2 separate regions of the Homo sapiens genome follow, and region 2 is linked to region 1. Evidence: read pairs that join two places in POLR2A ChIA-PET (ENCODE). Cell type or tissue: PC-3. All regions are shown on one strand.

Region 1 (4,000 bases):
TTTTCTAATTGGATTATTTGCTTTTTTTAAAAACTGTTGAATTTTGGGAGTTCTTATATATTATAGACACAAGACCTTTCTCGGAAATATGGTTTGCAAATATTTTCTCCCAGCCTGCGGCTTATGTTTTCATTCTCTTCACAGGATCTTTTGCAGAACAAAAGCTTAGCTGTTGTTGTTGTTGTTTAATTTTAATTAAGTCTATTTATTAGTATTCCCTTTTATGGGTCATGCCTTTAGTGTTAAGTTCTAGGCTGATTTTGAAAGTAGTGTTAAAATGACTTTGCCCTTTTTTTTTTCCTTGCCATATAGAAAAACATTAAAACGTAAACTTCTGAATTTCATGATTCTGGACTTTTTAGCTTACAAACAACTGAAGAGTAAATGAATGAAATTAAAAGGAAATAAAACCTTGAGTGAACACAGTTTGCATAGTATTAAATTAGACTATGCATTACAGTGTTCTAAAACTAGTGGCCCTGGTGATGGTATGTTTTAAGTTACAAATTGTTATGTGTCAGAATTGTGTTGTGCATTTTATTATCTCAGAAACTATAATGTAGGTATTATCTCCATTTATACATATACATATGTGTTTACACAGATGTATATATACACATATGTGTTTACACAGATGTATATATACACATATGTATATATTCCTGTTTTGCAGTTGAAAAAACTGAGGTTCAGGAAAGATAGGTAGTTGTGTCCATGGTTCCATAATAAATGACAGAAACAGGACTTGAATCTAATACTCTTTTTTGAGACAGAGTCTTGCTCTGTTGCCCAGGCTAGAGTGCAGTGGCGCGATTTCGGCTCACTGCAACCTCCGCCCCCTGGGTTCAAGCAATTCTCCTGCCTCAGCCTCCCGAGTAGCTGGGATTACAGGCACGTGCCACCATGCCTGACTAGTTTTTGTATTTTTAGTAGAGATCAGGTTTCACTATATTGGCCAGGCTGGTCTCGGACTCCCGACCTCGTGATCCTCCCTCCTCGGCCTCCCAAAGTGCTGGAATTACAGGCATGAGCCACCACCCCCAGCCGAATCTAATACTCTTTAACAACTGGCTGGCATCTTTTGTTGCATCATGTAACTGTATATAACTCATAGGACTCAAACCTGATTTAAGTTTGTGATGATCGTGCCTGTTACTCTTAAAGTCCATACATTGTCTGATTTTCAGCTTATAGTAAATCATCATTTCTTGTTTTATCAACGTTAATGTTAATATTGGTTAACCTATTGGCTCTACTGGCTACATTTGAAATAGAGACTTTTTCTTTGCATTTCATTTCTTTCTTTCTTTCTTTTTTTTTTAAGAGATGAGGTCTCTCTGTGTTGCCCGGGTGAGTCTCAAACTCATGGGCTCAAGCTCTCCTCCCACCTCGGTCTCCTGAAGTGCTGGGATTACAGGCATGAGCCACCATTTACAATATAGCTGTAACACACATTATTTATAAGAATTCTAAGTTTTACACTTGAACTATTTAAGAAAATACATAAGGTTTCCTAAAATGTTTATAAGTTTCGTTTTTCTGCTTTTCTTCAATATATCTCTGAGCTATATCAACACTGTAAATTTCCCATATAAGAAAAAATGATTGCTGTATTGGTGAAGGCACATGAGTAGAGGAGAGATGGGAGCAGCCAGCCATTACCACCTCAGTTTTTCATTTCATTTGGTGTTAAGAAATGACTAACATACATTTGAAAAAGTAACAAGGACAGTTTCAAAGGTGACTTACATCATGTTATTTCTCATGAGAGTAATACTGTTTCTTGGAAGTTATTGAAATACTTTGCATATTTACAAATATGTGGCAAGATCAGGTATTGTGGTATATTCCTGTTTGCAGTGGCTTTCTTGTCTGTCAACCTAAGATTTAGATTGCATTGGATATTGTTAGTCTTGTCTAATTTTATATATACTAAATCAACGTTTACAGCATTCCTATTTGTGGAGATTTAAAAATATTTCTCAGTATAATTTAGTCTTCTTTGCAGAGCTCTAACATCGGGCTAATGAGAGCTGTTGAAAAGTTTGCAGGAATATGTCCTCCATTCCCATTGCCCTTAAGAACCTCTGTACTTGAATGCATGATCTCTCTATGGGAGCTTTTATTTTAAGGGTAATTGTCTTAGTCCATTCCATTTGGGCTGCTATACCAAAATATGTTAGAGTGTGTACTTTTTTTTTTTTTTTTTGAGACAGTTTCCCTCTTGTTGCCCAGGCTGGAGTTCAATGGCATGATCTTGATTCACTGCAACCTCTGCCTTCTGGGTTCAAGTGATTCTCCTGCCTCAGCCTCCTGAGTAGCTGGGATTACAGGCGCCCACAACTATGCCCAGCTAATTTTCTGTATTTTTAGTAGAGATGGGGTTTCACCATATTGGCCAGGCTGGTCTTGAACTCCTGACCTCAGGTGATCCACCACGCCCAGCCTAGACTGGGTAATTTATAAACAACAGAAAATTATTTCTCACAGTTCTGGAGGCTGGGAAGTCAGAGATCAAGGCTTCAACAGATTCGGTTTCTGGTGAGGGCTGCTCTCTGCTTCAGAGTTAGCACTGGTTGCTGCGCCCCCACCCCCACCCCCCCAACATGGCAGAAGGGGCAAAAGCCTTACAAGCTCCCTGGGGCCTCTTTTATAAGAGCATTGATCCCATTCTTGAGGACTCTGCCCTCATGACCTAATTACCTCTCAAAGGCTTCACCTCTTAATACTGCCATGATGAGGAATAGGTTTCAGCATGAATTTTGGAGGGACGCATTCAGATGATAGAAGTAACTAACTCCCCAAATTGAGTATTTTTTTGTCGTCCTGATTGACTTAGGTACTTAATTGCTATTTGCTAGCACACTAAATTTTTAAGAATAAGAATATTACGTTTTTAAAGGTACTGTATAATAAATATTAAACAGAAAATGTTCATCAGATTTTTGGTTGGGGTATATTGAGTTTTTGTGTTTTAAAATAAGATTTTCATTAAATGAGAAACAACACTTTGCTGAGCATTTTCTTGTTTTTACCATTCTACAGCGTTTAGCTACACTATGTAATAGCACTGGGGCTTTGTCCCCAGTAAGCAAATACCTCATCATAAAAGATTGTTGAAGGTTATACCTTTATAATACTTGCTCAGATTTGGGAAAGGGTGAAAAAAAAGATATATAAAAATAACAGGATATTTCTCCAATAGTGAGGTTAGAGAAGAATTTCTGTTTTTTAATATGTAACCAAGACTAGTTGGCCTTTCCTGTTTAGCATTTTTTTTCAGGTAATTTTTAATCTTTTAGTTTTAATTATTATGGATACATAATAGTTGCAATTATTTATGGGGTACATGTAATCTTTTGCTATAAGCATGCAATGTGTAATGATCAAATGAGGATATTCACCACCTCAAGCATTTATTATTTCTTTGTGTTAGAAATATTCCAGGTAATTTCATTATAGCAAAGCCACCTCACATTTCATACACTAATTAGGATATGAATGAGAGCTCCAAATTCTTGAAAAGATTCCTTTGACTTTGTTGTTTTCAGGTTGGACTGCGGGAGGTACCTTCTGACTTTTTTCTTTGAGTTGTGGGTACAGTCCTGCTGTCTTCCTTTTCCACTGCACCAGCTCCAGTTGTCTTCACATAAGCTTGCTGTATTCAGTCAGCCTCTCACCAGTCATTCTGGTTTTGGTTCATAACCAAGTCACCATACATAGCACTGCTTTCCATTAGTCGTCAGAAAAAGCCTTTCACCAACATTACTTCCTTTGCTAAAAAGCATTAAAAGCTTCTTCATGGCCTGAAGATCAAAAACCCTGAGTGAGGGATGGCTATTTTAAATTATCACTACAGTTCCCTATTCATTTCTTTTCTTCTCTGAACTCCTCAACCTTATTATCTTTACACAGTTAATCACTTGATTATGCATGATATTGTTCTTGGTTTCAACTTGTATGAGAAAGTATGGCTTTTTAAATTGAAGAATGTATTAGT
Region 2 (4,000 bases), 54 kb before region 1:
TACCTCAGTTGGAAATGCAGAAATCACCTGCCGCCTTCTGTGTTTGTCTCGCTGGGAGCTGCAGACCGGAACTTTTCCTATTCAGCCATCTTATCAACTCGAGAATGGAAAACTTTTTAAGAACTTTATGATTTTCTTTAAGAGAATGGAAAACTTTAGATGTACTTACTTTTCTAATCCTTTTTTGTTTTGTCTGTTAGCTTCTTACCACCTTTCTGTAGATCAGTGTTTCCCAAAGTGTGCCAAAAGCATTAGTGTTACTTGGGAACTGATTAGAAATATACCCTAGACCGGCCGGGTGCAGTGGCTCATGCCTGTAATCCCAGCACTTTGGGAGGCCGAGGTGAGTGGATCACAAGGTCAGGAGTTCAAGACCAGCCTGACCAACGTGGTGAAACCCCATCTCTACTAAAAATATAAAAATTAGGCATGGCACACGCCTCTAATCCGAGCTACTCAGGAGGCTGAGGCAGGAGAATCACTTGAACCTGGGAGGCGGAGGTTGAAGTGAGTCGAGATGGTGCCACTGCACTCCAGCCTGGGTGACAGAGCGAGACTCTGCCCTAGATCAGCTGAATCAGAAACTCTGGGTAAGTCCCAGCAGCCTGTTTCAGCAAGTCTTCCAGAAGGTTTTGACTCACTAAAGTTTGGGAACCACTCCTGTGGAGCAGGGTTTCCCAACCTCTGCACTGTTGACTTTTTTGGACTGGATAATTCTTTGATGTGGCTGTGAGGGTTGGGGCTGTCCTGTGCATTGTGTAATCTTTAGCAGCACTTCTGGCCTCTACAGACTAGATGCCAGTAGCACACTGCCCGCTCCCCCGGTAATAATTGTTTCATTTTTTTCAACCCAACTTCTACATCCAGCCTAACAATAGGCTCTGTCAATACTACCTCCAAAATAAACCCCTATTTATTGACTTTTCATCTCTACCATTATCACCCTAATTACCACCATACTCTTAGGAGAACCACTACTCTAGAGGGAAATGATGTGGAGTTAATAGGTAAAACTGCTTCTCATTTAAAGTAGCAGTGACCACTTGTTGAGTGCATTTTAACTCATTCCAAGTTCTGTTCTGGGTACTTCACGTGAATTATCACTGCCATCACAACAGCTGTGCCAGATATGTTTCAAAGTTCACAGTGTGGGCTAACCCATTTATGAAGTTTCTCATCTATTCCAGCAATTCTTCCCTTGAGAACTAGTATGTCCTGTTGTCATAATGACTTATTTGGCTGCATGTGTAACTATATTCTTTTTTAAACAAAGGGATTTAGCTGGGATTGTAGGTGTGAACTGTTTTGCCTGGTGAACTATGTAAACTTCTCATTGCAAACTTAACCATAACTGTTTCTGGATGATGGTGATTATTTACTTTTTCTGAGGTGACTACTAAATGACAAATGAATCAATAGTATGCTGTCGTTGCAGTAAGACATTCTGCTTACATTTTTTGAAATAATGTGTGTTCTGTGTATTTTCCTTTCAGCTCTAGCTCACTTGATCTATCTCTGCATATTTTAACAACTCTTCTTTCCCACTCTTTAACTCTAATTTAAACTTGCCTAGTCTCTGTTCCATTCCTTTATTACCTTTCTAGGGTATGGATGGCTAGATACACATTTTAACTCAACAATCAGTAGTTAATGCTGGTTCATGTATTACGCATTTCCAGGTGTCACATGCTTTTAAACAAAAGCCTAGAAATCATTTGTATTGAGAATGTCAAGCCCCCACACCTGACCCCTGTGACATTTTATGTTCTTGAACTTGGCCTGTATAGACCAGTTCTGATTAGTGGCTATAGTGATGAATTCTGGCTGTTAAAATTCTGTATATTAATAATGTCATCTCCTGAATCAAGAAAGTCAGTGCAGTTCTGTTGCAGTGCTAGTTTCTTGTTACTCATTGGATACTGTTTCTCTTTTACTACTTTAGAAGCTATGTAACGTTCAGAATCCTTTTATGTGAAAATCACATTTAAGACTAAAACTATCTGTGCCACTGGTATTTTAATTAGCATTCAGAGAATTGCAAGGTTTTTACCCAAACACTGGAAAAAATAAGCAACTTATGAAAAAGAGGGGTAAAATGAACACGTTTGTTCATCTAAAATAAAGCATGTTTAGTCCTGATTATCGTCTTCAAAGTGCTTTTCTACTTAAGAAGCATTTCTTCGCACAGTATCCCTTTAGTATCCAGACTATGCTTAAGTTCCTGGAGCTCTTTTACATTTAGTGTATTTCTCTCTTTCCCGTTAGAAGGATATAAAAGTATCCCAAACAGCATTTCAAATTGGAGTTAATTTTCATAATTCTAATTGTAGTTAAATTTCAAATTCCAAGCCACACTCAGAATGTCAAGATTTTGTGGCTATTTTTTCTTTTTTAAAAAATTATACTTTAAGTTCTAGGGTACATGTGCACAACGTGCAGGTTTGTTACATAAGTATACATGTGCCATGTTGGTTTGCTGCACCCATAAACTTGTCATTTACATTGGATATTTCTCCTAATGCTATCCCTTCCCCCAGGCCCCCACCCACCGACAGGCCTCAGTGTGTGATGTTCCCTGCCCTGTGTCCAAGTGTCTGATTTTTCAGTTCCCCCCTATGAGTGAGAACATGCAGTGTCTGGTTTTCTGTGCTTGTGATAGTTTGCTGAGAATGATGGTTTCCAGCTTCATCCATGTCCCTGCAAAGGACATGAACACATCCTTTTTATGGCTGCATAGTATTCCATGGTTTATATGTGCCACATTGTCTTAATCCAGTCTATCATTGATAGACATTTGGGTTCCAACTCTTTGCTACCGTGAATAGTGCTTTTGCAACTATTTTTTCTTAAACTATCTTCTTGTTTTTGTTAATGCTTAGATTTTGTCCCACAGGTATTTTAACCTGCATGTACTTTTCATGTATTTAAAAGTCATTATTTTTATGTAAGATTTAAAAAACTCTATAACTCTTTTACATATTTTTTGAAAGATGAAAAAGGATTAATATTTGTCTACCTAGAATGTAAGAAAGGAGCAGAAGAGACAAGGTGATGAAGGGAAATATAGGAAGTGAGAAGAGAAGGAAAACAACTTCATGGACTTGTTGAAAGGGGAAATGCTTTACAATTATAATACAGCTCATTCTCACCAGTATTTTTAGCATTATTTATTTTCAGGTGTTAGTACTCAGTAGAGTAATGCAATTCAGATATCTGAGCTGTAAATGAAAAAATTTGAGAAACACTGGGAGGATAATTTCAAATTTTAATAACTTTATTCTTATTTTTACTGTTAGGATTCCTGGAAATCCTGATTGAAGTTTTGGACCTAACAGGATACACTATGTATATCACGTATCCCTAAAAGTTATGGGATACATTTAAAACAATAATATTTAGTCCACAATAAGCCAATTATAGGTAATAAAGTATAATTTGTAAAATTCTGGGTGGGCCATATGTTTTGAGAAATATATATAATTTTCAGCCAACTTGTTTTGCAGTGAATTAGTTGTTATATAACAGTTTTGAGGAAAATACTTCTTGAACAGTCCAGTAGCTAAAAGTTGAACTAAGATGAGATTTTTCAGTTTCACTCATTATTGTCCTTGTCTTCTTTTAAAGAATAGTTACTGAGTAATATTTTCAATTGATTATCACAATGCCTTTCTTCATGTACTCATTGAAGAATTATGGCTTAATGAACATGTTGAAACAAGTAATATTTATTTCTGTAGTAGCAGCTACTGCTAGCTGTGCTGTTCTGTCATCTCTAAATACTACAGGAGATGAGATTTGTTGAATTACTATACCAGATGTTACCATAATTTTTGAAGCATAGAACCCTGGAATTTTTGATAATATGAACATGCCATTCATTAATAGTTTCCCAGATCTCAGTCATAAGTTATCCTGAATTGGCTGAACATTGAATGTTAGCAAACAAGCTGTTTTATTTATAGAAATGTAACTAAAAATCTTCTGTGTCATGGTATCACCC

The links. Peaks named below come from ENCODE experiments on the same cell type or tissue, not always from the same donor. Only the 100,000 strongest peaks of a DNase experiment are listed, where the experiment ranks them.
Region 2: POLR2A ChIA-PET joins it to region 1 with 5 read pairs; 2 of 35 experiments call an interaction of 5 or more read pairs at or near these places.

Annotation. Positions count from the first base shown.
Region 1 is chr6:106,204,858-106,208,857 of GRCh38, reverse strand. The region is part of intron 6 of ATG5 (autophagy related 5); the gene reads left to right. Among named protein-coding and RNA genes, the nearest start is that of ATG5, 120 kb to the left of the region's middle. In PC-3, no CTCF peak of the experiment used is centred here; no DNase peak of the experiment used is centred here.
Region 2 is chr6:106,258,656-106,262,655 of GRCh38, reverse strand. The region is part of intron 5 of ATG5 (autophagy related 5); the gene reads left to right. Among named protein-coding and RNA genes, the nearest start is that of ATG5, 65 kb to the left of the region's middle. In PC-3, no CTCF peak of the experiment used is centred here; no DNase peak of the experiment used is centred here; H3K27ac peaks cover 1,250 bases.